Linked DNA regions of Homo sapiens: regions 1 and 3 are each linked to region 2. The links are chromatin loops, found by intact Hi-C in ENCODE. Cell type or tissue: endothelial cell of umbilical vein. All regions are shown on one strand.

Region 1 (8,000 bases), 140 kb after region 2:
AGGACATAAAATTCCCAAATGTGGATATGTACAGGCTACCCTGATCTATACACCCCAGTTTCTATCCTAGGGGAAGTCCAAAGAAGAGATTCTTGTATCTTTTCATTCCCTGACCTGGTTCCTGGGCCAAGGATGGTCCAGTCCCTGCCTGGTGCATGAGTCAGTTTATAGCCTGGCTCACTACCCAGTCCATCCCATCCTGGGGCATCAGGTTCAGCCAAGACTCATCGTCTGACTATGAGCCAAAACTCAAGGGTGTAGGGTACCAAGTCCTCCTGGAGCCTTCCACAGGATCATCCCCTGCAGTCCACCCCCCAAGGGGCCTTTTATGATTGCCCTAGGAAGGGGCCTAGGCTCTCTTTTTCAATGACCCAAATCCAAGCTCATTTCTCCTGAGGCCTCTGGACTATAGCAAATCAGGGTGGGAGAAGGAGGTGGAAGGAGGGTATAGCTGGCTGCTCCAGATGCTTCCCTCTAGTTGCCATTCCCAAGTGGCCTATAGAAGGAGATCCCAGGAGTAGGAGGCTTCACATCTGGAGCTGAGAGGCACCATGCTCCATAAAGTGGCTCCAGAACTACCAGCTTTTCACACCATGATCCATCCAGGACTGATAAGCACCATCCAGCCCCCATCCACACCAACTTGGTTTGCAGGTTGGCTCAGCTGTGTGTTTCTGGGAAGGACAGTTTATCTCGGCACTCTTCTGGCTCTGAGAGCTACTTCACTCCCTCCTTAAGAGACATCAGCACTGGCTCCACTCAGCACTTATTGTCCAGGGATGCTCTAATGACATCAGCTTCCTGAGAGCTGGACAGTTCCCCTCACATCAAAGCCTGGCTAAGCTCTCCTCTACCCCCATCACCATGTTCACACTTGGATTCACCCTTCAGACCATGACAGCACATGGAACTGGCCTCTCACAGTCCACAGCCACCCCAAGCACTGCTTGGCACCTTCATCCGATTCCTCTTTGCATTACACAGAGCCAACCGGGCTGAGGATTTAAAAAGAGGGCCTTGTTGCAAATGAGTAGTACTACAGGGGTTGAAAACCAGCTGGCCACATGGCAGAATTGTCCTTATATGTATTAATTATATATTATATAATTAAAAAATTGTCCTTATATGGATATATTTATTAATGTATCCAGCAAATATTTTTTCTGATTGACCACTAAGTGCCAGGTTCTATTCTGGGTGATAGGGAGGGAGAGTGAGGAATGAGACAGACAAAGCTGGCACCTGCCCTGGAAGAGCTGATGCTAGGCTGGCATTAGTGACAAACAAGCAAGTGAAGATATAGTAAGTCCTAGAGAGAGAAGCCACTGAGGGATAGCATGTCCTTGGGGTGGAGTGGGGAGAGCATTTTGGAGGGGCTGCTCAGAGAGGCTTCTCCAAGGAGAGCTTCTGCAAGCAGAGGCTTAAACAAAGGCAGGAAGCAAGCCACATGGAAGACCTGAAGGGGCAATGTTGCGGGGAGAGGGAACAGGAGTGTGCAAGCCCTGAGCAGAATGTGACCAGTGTGCCCCCAAACAGCCAGCAAGCTACTGAGGCTAGAGCACAGTGAGCAAGGCAGTGGGCAAGAAGATGTGAGCAGGAGAGAAGGGTCAGGCCAGCTTGTATAGAGCAAGAGTCAGCAAACTGCCACCCAGGGGCCAGATCCAGTCCTCAACCTGTTTTTGTAAGCCCGTCAGTTAAGGACAGCTTTCAGCTTCTCCAGTTTTAAAGGGTTGGAAGGAGAAGGAGAAGGAGACAGAGGGAGGGGAAGGGGAAGGGGAAGGGGAAGAAGAAGGAGGAGGAGGAGAGAGGGAGAGAGGGAGAGAGGGAGGGAGGGAAGGAAGGAAGGAAAGAAGGGAAGATGAGGAGGACAGGATGAGGAGGAAGAGGAGGAAGGATGAGGAAGGAGGAGGAGAAGAAGATGATGATGTGATAGACTCCCATTTGGCCTAAAATATTTACTATCTGGCTTTTTACAGAAAAAGTTTGCTTATCTCTCATATAGAGACCTACAGAATTGTAAGCCATTTAAATTTTATTTCCGGTGTTATCAGAAGTCACTGGAAATAAAAGTCACTGGAGGGTCCTAAGCAAACAAGTGGAACAACCTGATGTAAATCTGTTAATGCCTATACACTGGCTACACCATGGAGAGATGACTGCAGGGTCCAGGGTGGTGGCAGGAGGGTCAGATCCAGGACACTTGCACAGGAATGACAGGAGGGTAGTGTCTGGGAGGGTAGCAGTGAGTGTGGTGAAGAGGGATCAATTTTGCAACATATTGGCAAAGATGTGCAACTGAATATGAGTGTGAGGGAAAGAAAGGAGTGAAGGATGACTCTTAGGTTTTTAGTTTGAACAACTGGGCAGGTGTTGCTGCCACTGACAAAGATGCAGAAGACTAAGGGAGAAACAGTCTGTGAGATGAACTTGAGAAACCAAGAGTTCCAGTTTGGGCATGACCAGTTTGAGATGATTAGACATCAAATGGAGACATTTATATATACATTCATGCAAGATGCACGCACATATAACATAAAGAATGATGATGTCACTGATGCTATTGGAGAAAAGAAAAGAAAAAAGAATGTACTGAAGGCTTACTCTTACATGTGAAGTATTTCATATTCATTCTCACAACAACCTATAAGGAAAAAATTCTCCATTTGTCTCTCCTATTTTACTGATAAGAAAACAAACCAGGGGTTCAAGTTTCTTAACACCACATCTGTTAGCATGAACAATACATCTGTGTCTACTTGGGAATATGCCCTTCCTTTTTTGGTGCTTGTGTTGAAGCATTTTTATTTGGGGACACAGTGGACAAATTGAGTTCTCCCAGTTGTCTGGAATTGTTTTCTACAGACCAGGGACAATAAAATTTTCTTGTTTCTTACCTCTAAATTTAGTACAATTAAATAAACACATGTTTTCATTACAATACTTTTTCTTATGCAGTACTTAATTATAAAATGCATGCTTATCAGTTAAAATATCAGTTAAAATCCAGGAAGGTGCTGAGAGTGGCTGAGAGTGGCTGGCCACTTTGATTCCCTCCAGGAATGCTTCCTCTAAGACCTAGAGGTCTCATCATTCATGATTTCACTAAGGCACGTGTTCGTCCTGTGCCAATCCACTTGTTCTAAAAAACGAAGAACTTCAGGAATGGAAAAAATGTAATTACAGAGCACTACTTCTATTTTGTTTTTTAGACTTCAGATTCCTGGCCATCTCTTATTAGCTTATTTCTGCTCAATTTCCAGTCAGACCCACTAACTGGGATTTTTAACCCGAGGGGTCTCCATGGATAGAGAGATGTTATACGGCCATACGTTTTGCAGTGGGCAGGGCAGTGAAGGGGAAGGAGGGTCCATAGGTTTTGTTACATTACCAAAGGGGTATGTAACTTCAAAAAAGGTAAAAAAAAAACAAAAAAAACAAAAAAACAAAAAAACAACAACGCTAATCTTTTTCCACTTCAGTGATATTTCCCATAGTCTGTGAATGTTACCTCTTTTTTTTCCTTAACAGTCTCCCATGGAGCTGAGACAGTGGCATTTGGGGTTTGCTTTCAGAAACTATGCGAGTACGGATTGGTATTTTTCCAGGCACAGCATAAAACGGAGCCTAATTCATTCACTTCCACATTGACACAAGGGAGAATGTTCTAATTCCGCAGCCACTGAGAAAGGCAGTGTCGCCCCCAGGCTTCACACAACCCTCTTTCACTTAATTATTATTTAAGTCTCACCCTTGGCCCTGACTCCACACCGTGGGTCTACACCATTTCCCTGAGTACACACAGTCTTAGATTCCTTTGAGCCAAAGAAAATAATGCTGTTCTGATAGTCGAAGGCAAGAACAGACTTTCTAAGCAGGTTGTTCATCTGCCAGAATTCTTGCATGCTATGCCTTATTCTTAAACTCCAGATATCAATCACCATCTCTATAGGGTAGAGAAATGGAACAGAAAATACAGACAGTCTCCTGTTATTTCATTTTGTCAAAAGCAAGTAGCATATTCAAGTGGAACATTTAAGATCCAAGATCTTTGTGAGCATTCATTCCTTCATTTCTCCAACAAATACATATCACATATCTACTGCGGTCCAGATACTTTTTAAGTGCTGAGGACAAAGTAGTGAACCAGACAGACAAGGTTCCTGCCCTCCTGGAGCTTATGGACAAGTGCAGGAAGATTGCAGGTAAATACAAGTGTGCTAAGAAGTATGAAGGAAAATATGAAGTGCTATTGAGGACAGGTAACCAAAAGACCCTATGGAGTAGATTGATGTTAAGGAATAAAAAAGACTTCCCTGGCTGGGCGTAGTGGCTCATGCCTGTAATCCTAGTACTTTGGGAGGCTGAGGCGGGCGGATCACAAGGTCAAGAAATTGAGACCATCCTGGCTAACATGGTGAAACCCCGTCTCTACTAAAAATACAAAAATTAGCTGGGTGTGTTGGTGTGCGCCTGTAATCCCAGCTACTCAGGAGGCTGAGGCAGGAGAATTGCTTGAACCCAGGAGGTGGAGGCTGCAGTGAGCCAAGATCATGCCACTGTCCTCCAGCCTGGTAACAGAGTGAGATGTCATCTCAAAAAAAAAAAAAAAAAAAAAGAAGACTTCTCTGCTGAAGTAACAGCTATGCTGATACCCAAGTAGTTGCTGAGGCCAAGGCTCATGGAGGAGAACAGAAGATTAGGAGCCAAGGCTTCTGCAAAGGCCCTGAGGCCAGAACTAATACAGCATATTGCAACAACTGGAAGAAAGCCTGTGTGGCCAGAGCATGGAAAATGAAGCCACAAATGTCTAGAAACATGCTGGAGAAGAACTTGGGGATTTGCACAGAGTGGGCTTTGCATATCATTGTAGGGATTTGGATCTTTATGCTGACAGCAATGGGGAGTCATGAAGAAGTATTCGGCATGTGTGTGTGGGTTTGTCTGACATGATCAGATTTGAGGGTTTGTTTTGTTTGTTTGTTTTGAGATGGAATCTCACTCTGTTGCCCAGGCTGGAGTGCAGTGGTGCAATCTCAGCTCACTGCAGCCTCCACCTTCCGGGTTCCAGTGATTCTCCTGCCTCAGCCTCCTGGGTAGCTGGGATTACAGGGACGTGCCACCATGCCTGGCTAATTTTTGTATTTTTAGTAGAGACGAGGTTTCACCATGTTAGCCAGGCTAGTCTTGAACTCCTGACCTCAGGTGATCCGCCCCCCTTGGCCTCCCAAAGTGTTGGGATTACAGGCGTGAGCCACTGCACCCAGCCAGATTTGAGGTTTTACAAGATTCTGACTACAGTGTGAAGAATGGGCAAGGTTCAGTAGACCAGGGGAAGGATGCAGATGGTTTGGACCAGGGTGAAGGTAATGAACATGAAAAGAAATGGACTTACCTAGGAGAAAACCGGGAGCATGAACCAACAGAACTCAATGGTAGGTTAAATGTGGAGATGAGGATGAGGGTAGGATTAGTCCTCTAATCAGTAATTTCTGGTAGTCCTTAGAGCAGTTCTAGACATCCCTTCCTCCCTCTCCCCTAGGAAATGGCTACGTCAGTGGACATCGCAGTTGGGGTTACAGTAGCTGGGTGTAAAGCTGAAACAGCCACGAACTCATGAGGCTGCAGTGACACTGGCCATTGTTGTGTTGATTGAAAAGCCACAGATGTCCTCACCTGGAGCCTTTGTGTTGGCTATTGTGCTGCCTGGATCATGCTCTCTGGTCTTTACCTGGTGGATTGTTCAGTTTTCATGCTGCTGCCTCAGAGTGGTCTTCCTTGAGCCCCTCATCCAAAGTTGCCCCTGTCACTCCTGAGCATATCATTCAACTTTACTTTCTTCATAGTACTTGTCGCTCACTGAAATAAACTTATTTTTGTATTTGTTTACTCGTGTTTTGTCTACATCTCTCCATAAGAATGTAAATTCCATAGAATAGAAATTTTGCCATTCTTGCACCACACTGCTTAGAACAGTGCCTGGTACATGGTAGGTACTTAATAAAAAGAAGATAAATGAGTGAATAACTCCCCCAAGAAAAAAGGCCTCCAGACTGCCCTCTCTTTTGGCATTCTGGACATCCATAGCAAACTTGACTTCAGTGTTGTCCTGGTCTGAGTGATCCCTGTGGTTGGATTCCCCACCAGCTGTTTCAGACTCATTCTGGCCTCCATCTCAACAAAGGGCTCAGGTAAGCTGCAGTTTTCAAAGAACAGCACTCCCAATGGGGTATTCCTTTTCTTTATTCCCCGAAACAGAAGAACCACCAGCACTGGTATTTTTCCAAACTCTATACCTTGGGGCACAAAGCAAAGGCAATAGGATCCCAGGACAGAATTACTCATTCACGCCCATGACTGGAAGAACTCACAAGCAAATATTGCTTGTGCTGCTGATTCGTTACTATTTTTTCTCCCTACTTTTCCCTATAGAGCTCAGGGCCAAAGTCAACTGCATTTGTAGTTCATAACTGGTTCTTTTTAACCCAGTGTATGGGACAACATTTGGTTCTCCTAGCTAAATTCCTTCTCAGAAAGGGCACTAGATTCTTCTCTCTTACTCCTCTAAAGTTTATTTTGAAAAGGTGCCGTTTGCATAACATGAAGATAGGGACTCCATTCTACAGAGGGGAAAGAAGCCTGGCATAGTAAGACCCAGCCAAGCCCCTGAAAAGCCCAGCAAAGGGGCAAGTCAGTGCTTCGTCACCAGCAAATGGTCTCTTCTCAGAGCTTGTGAGTCGATGGTTGGTGTGCATGGTTCTTCTGTTTTCCTGCAACATGCCTGCATTCTCCCCTGAAGCCAGGAGGGAAATAACTAATAACAGAATCACTGTCCAGTATTATTTCAGCTAAACCATAATATGATGCTGGTAGGATGATAAGATCAATTGTCATCTTATAAACCTACTGGATTGCCCTGGAGTTGGGTTGGGAGTGGGCCTGAGAATGGGGTAAAGGACAGGGTCCTAGAATGGCTGGGTTAGACAGAGGGTCTCATTCTCCAGCCTGCCTCTCAGAGGAGCAATGCCAAAGCTCACACTAGCAGATATGCTGGGCCACCCTTGAAATGAAATGAGGATACAGTTCTGTTTTAAACCCTAATTCATCTGCTGGAACTCTCACTTAACTGGGAGTATTTTTCTTTTTCAAATACATAGGTGTTATCCTATCCATTTGCCTCTCTCAGAAAATAGAGTCAAATGGACAGGATAACACCTATGTATTTGGAAATTTACAAAAAGAAAAAAATCAGCTTTGAAGGATGCTATGGAGGGCTGAGCTCAAGATAACGGCAGTGCCATTTGTAGACCACCTTACCCCCCACCCCCAGCATTTCCACATGCTCCACAACACCACTCATCTGTGTCTTCTGCACCTGCGCCTCAAACGGCAACAGCAGCAATCATTCATTGAATAATGATCCTTCAGGATGTGATGAGCACTTTGTATATATTATTTTTTCAGTTCACATTAAAAAACCCCATGAGGTGGATATCATTATTATTTATATTTTACAAACAGGAAACTGAGAAATTAGAGACTTAAAGCAATTTGCCCAAGAAAACATAGCTAGTAAGTAGTACCTGATGTGGGAGCCAACCCCAGGAGTACCCAGCACCAGAGGCCCCGCTCCATGTTGTTCCTGGCCTCTCTTTGACCAAGCAATCGATTTATTCTGTTTACTAAGACAGGAAAAGTGCATTTGTTTGGTTTTTGTTTTTTTCCCAGAAAGACTTTCACCGACTATTTTTCCTAACACTAAATTCAAACAATACCTGAGCCATAGTTTCTTCTTAAAAGTTAGGGTGTGTTAGACAAGATTATCATTAAAGTGTCTTTCAGATCCTTGCCAGGCACGGTGGCTCACGCCTGTAATCCCAGCACTTTGGGAGGCAGAGGCAGGCGGATCACGAGGTCAGCAGATCGAGACCATCCTGGCTAACACGGTGAAACCCCGTCTCTACTAAAAATACAAAAAAATTAGCCGGGCATGGCGGCGTGCC
Region 2 (8,000 bases):
TAAGTGACATTTCTAAGACACCAGGAGCAAAAGATAACAGGGTGGATATTTACCAAACTATGTCAAGTGTGCATTTGCTAAAAGTCGTCCTTTCAGTGAAGGTCATTCAGTGTTTCTTGGTCCCTTGGTTTTCAAAAACACTTTTCATCACGGTTTATCAGAGAGAGAGGAGGATGAGCAAGAAGAGGCGGCTACAGGGGTGCTTCAGACTTTTGATCTGAAGCAACAGACCAGGAGTGGAGAACTGGCTCTCTGAGGTTCTCAGTTCAGCTGCTGTGGTTACTTTCCCCTTTGTAGTCATTTCTGACTTTTGGACACTTATGAAATCATTGATTCAACAAACCTTATATACACAATTTAGGGTATTTTTCTGTATGGTTTCATCTCACGGAAACCGTACAATAACTTTATGTGGTTGGTGCTATCCTCATTTCCATTTTAGAGCTGAGGAATGTGAAGTTCAGAGGTGTTAAATGACCCATCAAAGCCACACAGCCATCAAATAGAGTTGCTGGGACCAGACCCCAGGTGTCCTGAGCCCAAGTCTGACATTTGGATCATCTTCATCACACAACAACTTTTGCCAGTTGGTGTGGGAAAGAGAAAGCAGAGAAGTGTAGGCCTGTGAATACCAAGAATCCCAAAGGCTGGAGAACAGACTCAAGTGGAGTAAGACCTGTTTTGCGGAGTTCTACTTTAACAGCTGGTTCCTACCTTCTTTCCTTGGCCACAGGGGCCTCATAAAGCAAGTGGTGCTTGTGCCCCTTCACCGACCTGCCAGCATCTGCTTCTTAGAGACACCTTCTATGGGACTGGGGTAACCAAGGATGCTTTGGCTGCTCTCCCCCGTGAGTTCTTAGAACTACATGCCCCTATAACTTATAGGAAACTGCAAGTATGTCTTAGTACATCTTAAATGAGCTCAGTGCATTCTCATTTTCATGCAACTACAGTGGAAAGAGACTATTACCTTGACAACTGAAATCAATCCATCAACACAAATTCACTGGGTGCAACCTGTTTATTGTGGTAGATTGATTACAAAAACAGCCCCTAGTGTCCACCCCTCTCTGTGCCATGTACGCTTTGCAATGTGACTTTGCAGCTCCTCCTTCAGTAGGTGGAATCTGTTTCCCAATCACAAGAATTTGGGCAGGTCACGTGACTAGGTTTGGCCAACAGAATGAAGACAAAAACTGGTGTCCTCTTTCAGAGCTTAGGCCTCAAAGGGCCTTGTACATTTCAACTCTCTGCCTTCGAACTCACCTACCACCAGAAGAATAGCTTAGACCAGACTGCTGGGAGATGAAAGACCATGTAGAGAATTCTGAGTTGTCTCACCTGAGGCCATTACAGACCAGCCAGCATGCAGTCAATGTGCCAGATGCCCTCAGACATAGGAGCAGGCCCAGCCGAGACCCCCTGAAGCTGGTGCACCTTAGCAAGACCGTCCCATCAGCCTTGGGCTTGTAAGAAATCATACGTGGCTATGATTTGAAAACATTCATTTTGAGGGGCTGGGAAGATAGGGGTGAGTAAGGCACCTGCTTCACCAAACTTATCAAGGTGAGAGGGTCCAAAAAAAGGTTCGCTCCCACAAGTTTTATTATTATCTATTTCCTAGGCAGTAACAGGTTTGAAGATGTTCTGGGGGAGGTAAACACTACTTGTGTTGGAAGGTATGAGCCTGAAATGGTTCAAATTGTGGCTAAAAGAGCAAAAGCTTGGAGTCAGGTGACCTAGGTAAGAATCCTTGCCCTAGCACATATGTCCTATATGGAAAAGTCCCTCTCCCTCACAGGTATTCACTGGTTTTCACTCCAAGCCAGATGAATTTAACATAAGCCAAATTAATCCTGGCCCCCTAAGAAGGTTCATTACTGAAGGTCAGAGCCTCATTCATGCACGAACAATAGGACAGACTGAATGAGTCTCTAGTATACAGAAATAGTTAAAAATAGGGCCCAGTTTCTTCCCTACAAGGTCGAAATTACTGGCTCTTCCTGGACTCTGTCCCTGGTTTTCCTTAATGAATACTGCCCCCTACAGCATGTCAGTGAAATAGATTTTTTAAAAAATAATTTGCATGAACATTCCTATCTGGCTCTTAGATGAGGGCAAGGAATTATCCAAGTGTTAAATGGTGGAAACCACACATGTGACTTCTCATGAAGTAGCCATGATTTCTTCTGTGTGGCACCCATCCTTGCCTGTGAACTCTCTGATGGCCTCTGAGCATGAACTTGGCAAGTTCAAGACAATTTAAGTGAAGTTAAGGGAGAAATCTTCTCAAGAATGTGAATGGAGTAAAAGAGGTCATCACAAATGCACACAGGCATATCCACGTAAGATGCAGCCTTTTTCCAGCATACAAATGAATCCTAGAGTACAAGTAGCACCCTCAAAAATAAAGCTCATTTTTGGAATGAATGAATACTTTTAAGGGAACCAATCCAAAGGTGGGGTTTTGGGAACTCTAATAAACTGTGGGGATATGTGTGAAATTACTGAGGTGGAGGAGACTCTTCCAGAACAAATCACACCAACTTTACCCTTGCCTGGGGTAATTAAATGCTAGATTTGCAAGCAATCTGAGAGAAAATCTATTCCAACCTACCGGCTATTGTAAGAAACCTCACCTGTAGCATCCCTAGCAAGTGATATTCCAGCCTCTATTTGAATACCTCTGGGGTCAGGGAACTCACTACTCTCAAGAGAGCCTATTCAACTGTGAGAAGACAAATGTGAAAAGTTCTTTTCACAATATACATATGGAGCCAAAGTTTGCCTCCCTGTATTTTTTTTTTACTTTTACTCCCTATGTCCAGAGAGAGAAGAAAAAAGCTAGTTCAGGATATAGATCTTCATTTGTGCAAGGGAACTGGTTTCTGTCCATAAAACTGTTTTCAAAAACATCCTTTATTTCCAACCATTGTGTGGGAGAATGGGGATCATGGGCACAATGGACCCTGCAAACTTTGGCTATGGGTCTCACCCTGAAGAGGTTGTACCTAGTCCAGAGAATTAAGTTTCTACCTAATCCAGAGAATTAAGTTCATTCATAGTACCCCTCTTTTTTTTTTATAAGACCAGTTACCACAAAATGTAATGATACTGTTTGCATTTGTTTACTGTCTCTTCCATCAGACTTTAAGTTCCATGCAGGCAGAAATAATCTGCTTTTTCACTTTTGAATACTCAGTGACTGGCATAATGCTTGGTACATAGAAGACATTCAATAAATAACCTCAGACACATGAATATATGAAGGACTGAATTCCAAGTACATGAATGTATAATAAATAAGGGAGAGAATCATTTATTCCACACTATACAGTCTGGTTTAGAATTATTTGCCTCTTAAAAATGGAACCAAATCTAGCATAACCTTTTTGCAGCAAAAATCAACTAGTGCCTTCAAAAATCCTTCTCCTTAGGGCTAAACCTGATCCTTGAATCCACCAGCTGGCTGCCTGCCCAAGTGAGTGGGTGGACGGCTTTGTGAAGACCAATTTTAGCTCAGGCCTGCTGTCAGTTCCTCACCACTCAAGAGAAAGTCTTTCCACTAGGCCACATGAACCTGATCACACCCACACTGTGGGTTTTCTCCATTTCACATACATTCTCCTAAATTGAGGAAACAAATGTGGGGAGGCCCTGTCTGGAAGAAAGCATTTAGACAGTCTGCAAGTTATTATCCTCCCAAGCACAGTGCCTGAGAATGCCAGGCTAGAAACCAAGGATCCTCTAGGAAACACACACAAAACTTGGGCAGTAGGGGGCAGCAGTGACTTACAGTCCTAGGCTGTCCTGGAGCCAAAGGACTTTTTTTTTTTTTTCTTAAACTTTTCTTTTTCCAAGCTATGTAATTATAGCTTCCCCACTCCACATTTAGATTTCCCACTCCACATTTCAGAAAAATGCTGTGATTCTCCAACTCTGAAAAAGGCAAAGGGAGCATTAGATGTTAAGAGGCTGCCTTTACCTTTGCTCTTATGAAGGAAGCAGGCCAGGCCATTGATTTCCATCAGCAGTTGTTATCTGTGCATTGTCCACAAAGTTTGGGGAGCCTTGCCATCATAAAAACAAGCATAACCACTGCTAAGGAATCATGGCAGGAGCTCCTAGGACACTAAGAATGTGAACTGTGTCCATGAGGCCTTGGCACAAACCACCGTGTAGCATGACCATTCGTCCACAGGGTGTGACACCTGCAAATGGCCCATGTGTCACTCTCACCACCAAGTAGATATACCATGACCATTGTCTCAAATATTCTCATTGCAACCCCGACACCTTCATCAGGAGAAGACGGCTCCCTGGCACGTGGGCTACACACTGGTACCCTAATGAAATGCACACGTTGATGGAATCACAAAGGCAAGCTGCAGCTAAGAAACAAGCACTTTATTTGCGAGAGTCACTGAAGCCTGAGGATGTCATGTCCTCGGCCCAGAGAGGCAGCCAAGTGCACATTCACAAGAAACTCCTCAGTAAGTAGTTGCAGCTACATGAGCTGCCAGGCTTTACTGTTCAGGGTCTCTCTCCTCAGCACTCCATGCTTGCACTTCACATTGTGAACATGGGCTACATATGCTCACAGAAATGTTAGTTTCATTTATCCCAAAATATATGTATCTTCTCATGCTGTTGAACACTGTCAAATACCTAAACTTGGAGGACATAAACTTTTAAAGCGGACCTTAAACTAAGGGATGACCGAACTAAGTCCTGACTACAGATGAGAGCTTGATAAAAATGACTATTATGAGAGCACCCAGAAAGGTAAATACTTCTCCCTCCCAATGATCCTTGAAATGAAACTGAATTCATGTATGTGTGATAGTTTCCACGTAACAGATGGAAGCAAGAGAAATGCTGAGATTTATCATCTGAAGATCGGATGAACATCAACTAGTCATTTTCAATTCCTGAGACAAGACTAATCAAATAGATCTTTCATCTTTCCAAATGATATATTTTCTCTTTTTCTCTACTCCTTGTTACAAAAAGCCAGGTTTATTGTATTTTAGAGAAAGGATATATAGCAGAACCATAAGTTCACACATTGGTTTTGAAATGTATCCATATTTAGAGACAAACAAACATGGTGGCATTCTTCTTCTCTGTGAAAAAAGGATGGCTTCAGCATTAAAGGTTATTAGTTTCACACATTAGAGGGATTTTTGTGTCTCCTCTTCTGAAGGCTCTTTTAAATTACACAGTAGATCAAGAAAATGACTCCCAAAGGGGGCAAAAGACTGCACTGGATACAATTTCTTTCACCTTGATGTTTGACTGTAATGCTTGAGGTTAAGGACAAAAGCTAGGGTGGAGTAAGGGCAGTTGGGCACGTCACTCAGGTGCCTCTCTAGGCAGCTTTAATAGTGCTCGCCCTTCCTCTGAACAGGACAGTGCTCTCCTCCACATAAAGTACCACCAAGCTCTGCAAGTGCCAAGGAGACAAAGAGCTAAAAGATGATTCTCCAGCTAGGGCAAGGTGAGCCAACTTCTCCCTCAGAGCACCTCTTTGTCTTGTATTCCCTCTGCTTCCCTATTTAGACCTCAAAGGGACACTTTCTTTTTAATATTGCCAGTCTAAGGAAGAATCTGTTAGCTTAGCAGAAACAAGACAGCAATGAAAATGTAAAAATGAAAAATGCAAGAAAGAACTTTGCTAAAGGTTAGTGAGGCAATAGCACAAAGCCAAAAGAAAATAAGACCTATGCAAGTAGTTAAGTCTACCCAGTGTAAGTTGCTGGTTCTGAGAATAAATTTCAATATGTATATGACAAAATGTATACATACATTTAAATGATTCCCCATTTATTAATCTCCTGCTATGTGCTAGGCATTTGTCTGGGTGTCTTACTATATTACCTCCATTCCCCATAACAATGTACTACAAAGTAGTTGTTGAGAATTAAAGGGCAATTAAAAGGGAGTGTTCTCTTTTCTCGCTCTGTTGCCTAGGAGGAAGTGCAGTGGTGTGATCTCGGCTCACTGCAACCTCTGCTTCCCAGGTTCAAGCGATTCTCCTGCCTCAGCCTCCCACTTAACTGGGACTACAGGCGTACGCCACCACACCCAGCTAATTTTTGTATTTTTATTAGAGACAGGGTTTTGCTCTGTTGACCAGGCTGGTCTCAAACTCCAGACCTCAAGTAATCCTCCTGCCTCAGCCTCCCAAAGTGCTGGGATTACAGGCGTGAGTCATCATGCCCGGCAGGCAGTGTTCTCTTTTAAAGGTAACCAAGAAGTCCTGCTAAAACTAGGGTTCTCAAGCTCCAGTGCCTTAAGATCTCATGGGTGTGAAATGTAAACTTCTAGGCTTTTATTCAAAAATATGAATTAGAAGGACTCAGTTTGTAATGCCTGGGGATTTGTCTTTTTAGCAATTACCTCAAGGGATGATGAGATGGCTCATGAATCACACCTTGAGAGACAACAGTCTAGAGTTTTAATTGGATTATGCAAAAAATGAGAAAGAATGCTTCACATCTAACTTTCTCCCAACATTAGGGCTATAGAAGCCTGTTGCCACTTCAAAGATAAATCAACTGAATCTCTGAGAGGTAAGATAACTTGCTGTTGGAAAAGGATTAACAAAACCCTTTCCTCTTTTGGACGAGAATTTGACCTTGGGTTAACTTGCTAACTGTTCCCCTGGAAATGTGATAAAGATAGAATGCCCACTATATTACTAAGCACATTGCTTATGGTAAAAATGACACATCTGGATGGGAAAAACCATAAATGAGGTATAAATACTTCCTGAGGACACCATCATTTTGAGCTTCTCTGAGTTCTATGACAATTGATTGGGCCTAATCCTTGTGGGAACCCTAGAATTTATACTTATGGGGCTGTTACATACTCCCTTGGGGTATGTGACTTTTAAGCTGGATGGACTTGTGCACCTGCCCTATTCAAGTCTTATTCCCTCACACCTGAGCTGTTACCTGGGAATGCAGGGGTACAGCACTAGAATGGTGCTAAGCATGGCCTGTGATGGTCTTTTGAGGGTCATCCTGAGCAGATGCATTGGTGACCATGACATTTGGCCAGAGCCATACTTCTGGGAAGCGGCAGAGCCAATACTCAAACACAGTGGTCTGCCTTCACGGTACTTGCATTCTCTTTGATTGCAAGGCCCCAAAACTCCTCTCCTGAGATAACTGAACACTGGCCCCGAGACTTTGATACAACTTCTTGTTTATTCCTCCAGTGATCTGTGAAGTCCCTAAATTTGGCAGCATCTAATCCATCCTGCCTACTTAGCCTCAACAGGTGGTCTAACTGGTCACTGAGTTCCATTCCAGGCAATATCCCAGAGAATTCTTTAAATTCAATGATGCCACCTTGGTTCACACCTCTAGGTTGGCTTTCTAAGCCCTTTGACAACTATGGGTACTAGCTAGAAGGTCATAATAACATCACAGCTGATTCCCAAAAAAAGATGGCTATCACCCACTCTAACCAACCGACACCTAAGCTCTCCCTGGCCTGGGATAATAGCTCCAGCAATGACAAAGATCTCTTGATGACCAAGGGAGGCCCTACCCCACCACAGAAATGATCTTGCAGAAGTTTACACTCTACAAGCCCTCCATAGAATATGAGTTGAATAACACAGTGAACCCAGCAGATTTGCTGTCAGATTAACACCCAGATCAGGAAGGGCAGGACAAGTCATTCTTTCCCAGCCTTCCTTTTCTCTAAGCAAAAATTTTGAAATGGAAATCAATACAAATGATATCACTTCTCGGAAGTCCTCCCTGAGTCTTCCCAGCTATGTTCATCTTTTTCCTCACAACTTTGAGCCTCTCTCTATTATAGAACACGTGAGCATCATTCCTCTCTGAGACTGTGAGTCCCTGGGAAGCAGAGTCTGTGTCTCAATTCTGCCTGTCACGACAACCAGTCCAGTGCTGGACAGATAGTAAGTGCTCTATAAATGATGATGAAATGAACAAATGAAGAAAGTAACCTGAAACAGG
Region 3 (8,000 bases), 120 kb after region 2:
GAGAGTCTTAGAGACCCTGAAGAAAAGCTTAGCCACATGCCTTCTGGGTGGCTGGCATTACATTACAGGAGCCAGAAACAAAACAATTTTTTTCCCTGGCTTCACACAAAAACAAAAACAATTGCATAAGTAATGTAAGCACTGCCAGGTCACCAAAGGGACCAATTATAAATCTCTACTTCTCTATTAACACAAAAATGAAGGAAAATGTGTTACCTCAAAATGTCATTAAGAGGAAGTCACTTACTAATTTCAGAGGCTTTCTCTCCTTCCCTCCCAATATTCCTTTCTTTATTTTCCTAGTAATTAACCAAAGTCAAAACCTTCCTCACATGCTTTGGTTTCAATTCAGGAAAGTACATCAAGGCTATGAGGGCTCATTACCCACAGCGGAAATGCATATGGAACTATTCCTGTATATTCCAACCTGCTTTCTCAAGGAAAGAATGGAACTTCTTGCCCTTGAGATTTTGGGGAATTAGTAGAAAATGGACATGACTTCAGTACCTGGGAGATGGTCAAATCTATGCCAGTTACAATTAGTGGAAAGCAGGAGAAAGTCCTAGAAGTCCCTGAGAGTGGAAATGACCGTTGTTTTCTAGCTGAAGGTGGTAATACTTTCATGTGAGTGTTAATGAGCTTTAGTCAGGAAAAAAAACGGAAGTTGTTAAGATGGGAATCAGTCTATACGTGTAAAGAGCTGAAGCAAGCTGATGGATGTGTTAATTAGTTTGATAGTGGGAATCATTTCATAATGTATGCATAGATCAAATCATCACACTGTACACCTTAAATATATACAATTTTTATTTGGCAATTAAGCCTCCATAAAGTTAGGGATTAAAAAAAAAAAAGCTAAAGGAGCATTTGTCTTTTAAACACAGCACCTGGGAGCTCAGGAGTTCTGCAGGGCCCACAGCATCCTGGCCTTTGGGAGGGAGCAATATAACTACAGGGAAGCAGACAGAGCCCTTTAACCCACTGACCTCTTTTAATCTGCTTGTTAGCCTGGCTGTGGACAGGCCCAGGGGGTCTTTGACCAATGCCTCTCTGGGGAAAGGTCAAAGGTCAGGGGCACATTTCCCTCATCATCATTATTCTCAATTATTCTTCATGCAGAGCCACTTTCTCCTTCATTTTGAGGAAGAGCCCCCTTAAGTGTTTTCCAAGACGCTGAAGGGTGATGACCCAACCCATCCCCACTCTCCTCTCCACCTCCCTCCCAGGATGTCCCTGATCAAAGGGGCTAAGAGGGGATTGCAGTGAACAGAGAGGCCCCTCACAGAGAGAACTGCAGCAGTGAGCACAGGCATCTATACTGCACGCTCATGCAGACCCACCTCAGCAGCAGGCCCTGCAGCGCTCTAGGAGGCATCCAGGGTGTCTGATACAGCAGTTCAAGGTACAGCCTTTGCCATCAGACAAAGCAGCACTTCTAAAGTTACTAGCTCTGGAATCTTAGGCAAGTCATTTAACTCTCTGAGCCTTAATTTCTTTATCTGAATAATGGAGATAATAATAGTTTTTATTTCAGAGGATTGTAGAGAAGATGAAATAGAATCATACACATAAAGCTCAAAGTAAAGGTTCAACACATGTTAGCTATTAATATGATTTTAGCAGTAATTTAAAAAATCTTTTCTTGATGATAAATGTAACATATGAGCTTTGTACAAAACTAGAATATAAGGAAAAGTATAGACCAAAAACAAACAAACAAACAAACAAACAAAAAACAGTCCTGGTAACTTCCCCCCAAGAACTTGGCACTATTGACTTTTGGGAATGTTTCTGTTGAGTCTTTTCTCTGTGTGTGGAGAAATGCACACACTACTGGTTCATCTCGTCCGTCATCATATGAGCAACCATTCACTGACCACCAACTAATTGCAGAACGCTGAGCTCAAATCCGGATACATTTTTTTCCCTAATTTTTACTGTAATTCTGTGAGGTGCTGTAGTCTCAATTTACAATGAGAAAACCAAAGATCGAAGAGGTAAAGCAACTGGCCCATGTCACAAGGCAGTGGCTCCTGTGCAGAGCTCTGGCTACAGGTCTTTCTGACTGGACTACCTGCACTCCGTGCATTAGCACAGGCTGCCAGGGGGCCTCTCTCAGTGCCTTTCCTTTTGCCATTCTTGGACTCTACCACTCCTCAAATAATACCAGCTGCTCCATAAGTGGCCTCATTGTTTCTCCTTGCTCTGCCTAAGTCCAAAGAATTTAAAAGAAGGGAACTAGGGTGTGGAGGGAAGGTGGTAAGAATGTCAGAACCACCCACAGTATGCTCTGTGGCTGTGCCCCAAGCTTATCCCCTCCCAGTGGGTGCTTTGGACCTGGGCAGTCACCTCCTCTCACTTTCATCAAAGGCCTGTGACCCTGTCAGATGGGATTTGGACAGATGTAGGATCTACCAGCTACTGCCTTCTCTCCTAGGTGGGCAGGTGCATTTCTGACATTCCCCTGCAGAGATAACATATAAAGATGCAAGTTTTGCCTCTAATTACTCTGGGCCTTATTTTTGATCCAATTAGCCTTAAAATAGAACATGAAGCAAGACCTTTAATTCTACTATTCAAACAAAACAATGCATTTTCAAGCTGTGGGTTAACTGATTTCATGTTTATTGAAGTGCATCAGTGATAAAAGTTCGGGCACACACCTCTGGCCCCAGGCCTCATTCTGGAGCAGTTATTCACACACAATTGACTTCCAAGATGTTCCCAGGGAGCTCCTTCCTGCTGAGGGCTACTAATGATTCAAAGGTAAGAAAGGTTTGTTTTCCCAGGGCCCATTAGAAGAACCAACCATTCACCCAACAGTACAACGTAGAGTGGGGACAGATTATGTCTCATTTACCACTGAAGAAAATAATGATAGTTCCCATTTAACAGACAAACATGCTTCCAACTCTATGCTGGATCATGTTCCTGTATTATGCCATTTCATCTTTTCACAACCTGGGGAAAGAGAGTTGTAAAACAGCCTTTTACAAAAGAGGAAAACTGATTCAGGGATTAGTAAGTGGCAAGGCTGGAATTCAAACCAAGAATCATCTGCAAGCAAAATCTTTCACAACGAACACAGGCACCAAGGCTGTGCTCTGCACAAAACACACAACAAATAAAGGGTAAATTGATCAATCAATAAGTGAATGAACAAAATGCAAACTAATGATACTTCAGCTAATGATGTATCAGTGGTTTCTAGCATTCACAGAAAAGCTGAGGCTCATCACTGAGGATATCTGAGGCTATCTGGACGCCAAGACCCAGTCATGCCTCTTCCTGCCTGGGCTCTGGGGCAGTGGGATACACGGGACAGAAACTGCTACTCCCTCAGGGCTTCCCAGTTGCTTGAGCTCCCCTAGCCCTTCCTCCACCTCATGGGGAAAGGGTATTTTGGTGGACCATAACTACCTTGGGTGGTCCTCACAGTTAATTTGAAAAGTGAGACAGCTCTAAAGATTCAGGCAGACCCAATAAAGGCTGACCCCTGACCCTTGTTGAGGAAAGCTCCCTCCATAGACTAAACGGGCAGCAATATCGGAGTGGAGAAGACATCCCAGCCCTTACCATGGCCACCTGCCACCAAGCTCCAGAAGCCATCCCCTGGGAGGCTCCACGTTTTCCCTGCCTGGCAAATCATTCTTTTTCTTCTTTTTAAAAAAGCATTTAGGTTTGGCAACCTGACCCTATGCAGTTCAGATCGGGACCCAGCTTTCCTATGCTGCCTGTTAGAGTGGCATCTCAGGTACAGCTTGGAGAGAAATTATGTGAAACTCTGGCCTCTTCCACACCAGTCTGGTTGGAGAAAGATTCCAGGAAAGGATTAGGGAGCTGGAATCATGACATAGTATAGCAAAGGTGCATAACGTCTGCTAATGTTACAGCACATTAAATGAAGTTGTAAAATAGTAGCTTAAAGTTAGGCAGGCCAAACATAACACAAGAAGTATGAAAAGCAAGGTGCCATTTTTCCAACAAATAAGTTCATTATATGAAGACCCAGCTTTGGTTGATTTAGCATCTTGGTATCCAATGCAGCTGCTGTGACTTTCTTTTCTTTCTTTCTTTTTGTTTTTTTTGTGTTTTGTTTTTGTTTTTGTTTTTGTTTTTGGTAGCATCTTTAAAGACCTCACACCAGTAAGTATGCATTCCAGTTTATTAATCATACCTATTTCTTACTGAATCCTTTTTATATGCCAGGCAATCCACAAATATGATTTCTTATCCTGGCACTAGTTCTACAAGGTGGGAACTTGCTCCATTTTACCGAGAAGGAAACTAACATCCAAGGGGGTTAACCGACTTGGCCACAGCACTGGCTGACTTTAATGGGGGAATTATGGTCCCCGCCAGTTGAAACTATCCGATAAAAAAACAATTCACAAAAGCAAAACCCAGAGATTTCCGATCACATTTCCTCTTTGGGATGGAGAAACAACTCAGGCTTCTTTGGGCAGCAAGGAAAATCCTGCTATCCTCAGCTCTCCCGGGACTGATAGGCGGTTATTTTTGAAAACGGAGGAGGGAAAAAGTACCTGCACCCTGGATGGTTCTTTGCAAGCTTGAAAGAGAACTAAGCCATTGTGAGAGGCGGGAGGAGGACCCGGTGCATACTCACTCACTCGGGGCTCATGTATTCCCCACAGACAAGCCAAACCGCAGTAGAGATCAATAGCCATGTGCACCCCAAAGTATCAAGACACAATGGGGGCTCGGGGGACGCGGACCACGCTGTCCCGGGACAGGCTGTGAGGGCGCAGACATGCTCGTAGGAGACAATCCCAGCGTGTGCAATCCAAGAGAGCTCCAGGAATTCGTAGGTGGAAGGGACGGAGAGATAATGCAGCCCAGTCCCACCCCCCTTCAATGACTCACAACCAGAGACATACACACATCGACTTTCCTGGTTTAAACACACACACCTCCCCTGAGATCTAGCTTCAAAACAATAAGGGAAATACCAAGTGCGGAATGCATTTCAGGGGCTTTCCACCACCCGGGCCAGTTCCTAAAGGGGATGGGGGGCGGGGTGGGGGGTTAAAAAGTAGAGCAGCGCCCAGGGGGTGCGGTCTGCAATCCACCCTTACCAGCTTCATGGTGGTGTTATTCTGTTCCCAGCGCCACAGCATCACGCTCATCTTACTTCAGGGCGAGGAAGGAAGGGGCAGAGGAAAAAGGAGGAGGGGAAAAAAAAAAAAAGCCGAAGCACCTGCCCGCGCGCCCGGCAGGTCTGGCCGTCCAGTCCCGGGTCTCCTCTCGGCCGCGGCCCCTCCAGGCATCCCCGGCGCCCGCGGTCGCCTCGCCCCCGCCCCGGGGCCGCTGCTGCGCGCGGGGACCCTACCCTGGAGACCGGCGCCCGCGCTGCCCAGCTCTCGTGCCTCCCTCGCTCGCTCCCCGCCGGCCTCCCCGCCTCCGCCAAATCAAACAACTCGCCCTGTGTCCAAGCGCCCGCTCCTCGCAGCGCGGAGGCCGCTGGGGCCGCGGCGGCCGAGGGCGGGGTGGGGGGGGGGGTCGGCGGCTGGTGAGTTCCCCGCCCCCTAGCTGGCCCGCGGGCCGCCCCGCGTGGCACCCGGCGCTTCAGTGGGCCCTTCGCCACTGCCGCCGGTGGGCGCGAAGGGGGAAAGATGGTCGGAGTTGGTGGGAGGATACTTAACTATTTCGGGGAGGGCGTGGGTAGTAGGGAGAGCCTTGGGCAGAAGATGGGTAGGGGTGAGGCCGGGGGAAGGGGCTGTGGAGCGCAGTTCATGGCTCCCGGGTCCCCATGGGTTCTTAGCTCAGACACCAGCCGGCGCCTCACTATGCGCACTCATCTCCATCCGCATTTTCTTTCTGCACAGAACTCACGCAAGTTGACAGAGCCGCCTCCCCCTGGAGCAGTTGGAACTATGGCTGCAGGATGGATGCATTTCTGACCCCCACAACTCTAACCACACACACACACACACACACACACACACACACACACACACACATTTTCTGACCCCCACAACTCTAACCACACACACACACACACACACACACACACACCCCTGCCCCAGCCCACACGCTGCGTTCCCAGCAATATTTATTTCCTGCCACGTGAAGGACAGAGTTTGGGTATTTCCAAACACACCTTGCCTGGCCGCTGCTGGAGAAAGGCCATTCAAGGCCCTCTGGAGAGGAGGAGAGGTCAGGCAGCGACAGAGGAGGCAGCCTGTGGCCTTTATTTCCTCGTCTGCCTGCTCCACCTGCCACAGGCCCCGGGTGCCTTCCTTTGAGGACTGGGGACCTCCCCACCTTCCTGCCCAACCCTTGTCCTAGGTCCAGCATCCTCTCATCTGGCAGTGACCCTCCAGGGGTCCCCAGCAACTTTCGGTATCCTGAAAAGGCTCAAGAATCCTTCAGCTCCCCAAGGAAAGATGGCACTAGCCACCCAGACCTCGGAACTTGTTTCTGATTTGGGCAGCCATGACATCCTAGGATGGAAATCCTGGCTCTCCCCCACTGGCAGAGAGTTATAATGAGAAATCATGGATTGCTTTATTATATATTCATTTCCGTAGTCAAAACTGTTCATAATGAGGAAAGGTGATAAAATTGGTCCTAATCTTTTTCATTCTAATCTTTAAAACATGGCAATTAGATCAACTTGTCACCCTACCTAAACCTTTCAGGACTTGATTTCCTTTCAGAGTTTAAAAATCCCAGCTCTCTTCTATGACCTGCAACCTGGTCTCCCACCCTCTGGCCAGCTGTGTTGCAGCAACAGTGGTCTGCTTTCTTTTTCTCAAACACATCCAAATCATTCCTACCTCAGGACCTTTGCACGTGATAGTCCCACTCCCCGGAGCACTGTTTCCCCCTAGACTTGCCCATGGTCTCATGTCTAATGGCACCTCTTCAGGGAGACTTCTGACTCCTAATGTTGAAACTTCTCGTTCCCACACTCTCTTCCACTCCATTACTGTTGTCTCATCGTCATTGTTTTGCCTACTGAGTTAACTTAGCTAACCTGTATTCTTGTTTCTTTTCTGCCTTGTCCCACTAGACTACAAATTCCAACAACCTTGTCTGTTTTGTTTCCCTACTGTTCCCCAGTACCCAGAACAATGTGTGGCCCATAGTGGGAGCTCAGTAAATGTTTCCCAAATGAAAGGCTGTTGATGATTGTCCTAGTGTCCGTCCATGCAGCTTCCTCTACAGCTAGGACTGAGCCAGACCCAGGCAGCAGATCCCACATCCTGCCTCGGGCCCTAACTTAGACTGAATGACTACAAGAGGCCCTTCTATGTACATCTCTACACACATTTCTGAAGAATGAAACAGAGGCAGCAATATTTGCTGTCTCAAGGGAAGGGGCACAGGCTAGGACAACATATCAGAAATGAGAGAGCATGTGTCATTTGAAAAAGCATATTCTGTATTAAAATATATTTATATATTTGGAAAACAAATCCTAAAATAATTTTTCCAAAAATAAAGCTTGACAAATCTTATTGGCTAAGAGAGCAAAACACAAGATATCTCTATCACAGCTTTTTAAAGCCTAAAGTTCCTTGGAGTTGAGTGGCTGGATAAAGAATCCAAAATCCTGATTGTGTGAAAATACTGCAAGATCAGGGATTTATACATTTTCTGGGAAAACATCATTAGGTTCATTATACTTTCTAGGATAGCCACAACATTTACGATCTATACATCTGCAGAAAGTCATTGAATGAGCAACTAGTTTCCAATCTTTGCTGGAAAAAGGTGAAAAAATACCACTCATGGTACAAGGAGAGATGGGAAGGTGTGGAGGGAGATACAGAAGGTACCTGCCTCAGCTTTAATTAAAGAGAATAAAGCCTGTGACCTTTCCCTTCAGATCTCACACACCTTAGGTCATAGGTATTCTAGCTCATTTAGCAAACACTCCTTGAGCATCTACCATGATGCACTTACCCAGCTTTGCCGAGGGTGTTGAGAATCAGGGAGGATTCCTTGTCTGGGGTATGTGTCTCTCTCTGTGT

The links. A loop is a pair of places that touch in the nucleus more often than their neighbours do. Peaks named below come from ENCODE experiments on the same cell type or tissue, not always from the same donor. Only the 100,000 strongest peaks of a DNase experiment are listed, where the experiment ranks them.
Region 1: it touches region 2 in a loop (3-fold over the local background); 10 of 110 quality-filtered maps call a loop at or near these places.
Region 3: it touches region 2 in a loop (7-fold over the local background); 3 of 110 quality-filtered maps call a loop at or near these places.

Annotation. Positions count from the first base shown.
Region 1 is chr11:19,759,227-19,767,226 of GRCh38, reverse strand. The region is part of intron 1 of NAV2 (neuron navigator 2); the gene reads right to left. MIR4694 (microRNA 4694) reads left to right here and starts at 7,144; the gene lies at 7,144-7,223. In endothelial cell of umbilical vein, no CTCF peak of the experiment used is centred here; a DNase peak (open chromatin) is centred at 3,676.
Region 2 is chr11:19,899,493-19,907,492 of GRCh38, reverse strand. The region is part of intron 6 of NAV2 (neuron navigator 2); the gene reads right to left. Among named protein-coding and RNA genes, the nearest start is that of NAV2-AS3, 78 kb to the left of the region's middle. In endothelial cell of umbilical vein, CTCF peaks have their summits at 2,032 (motif pointing left) and 3,774 (motif pointing right); DNase peaks (open chromatin) are centred at 2,032 and 3,772.
Region 3 is chr11:19,774,614-19,782,613 of GRCh38, reverse strand. All of the region lies in intron 1 of NAV2 (neuron navigator 2), which reads right to left. Among named protein-coding and RNA genes, the nearest start is that of MIR4694, 19 kb to the right of the region's middle. RefSeq lists a silencer at 5,232-5,381. In endothelial cell of umbilical vein, no CTCF peak of the experiment used is centred here; a DNase peak (open chromatin) is centred at 4,883; H3K4me3 peaks cover 1,735 bases; H3K27ac peaks cover 351 bases.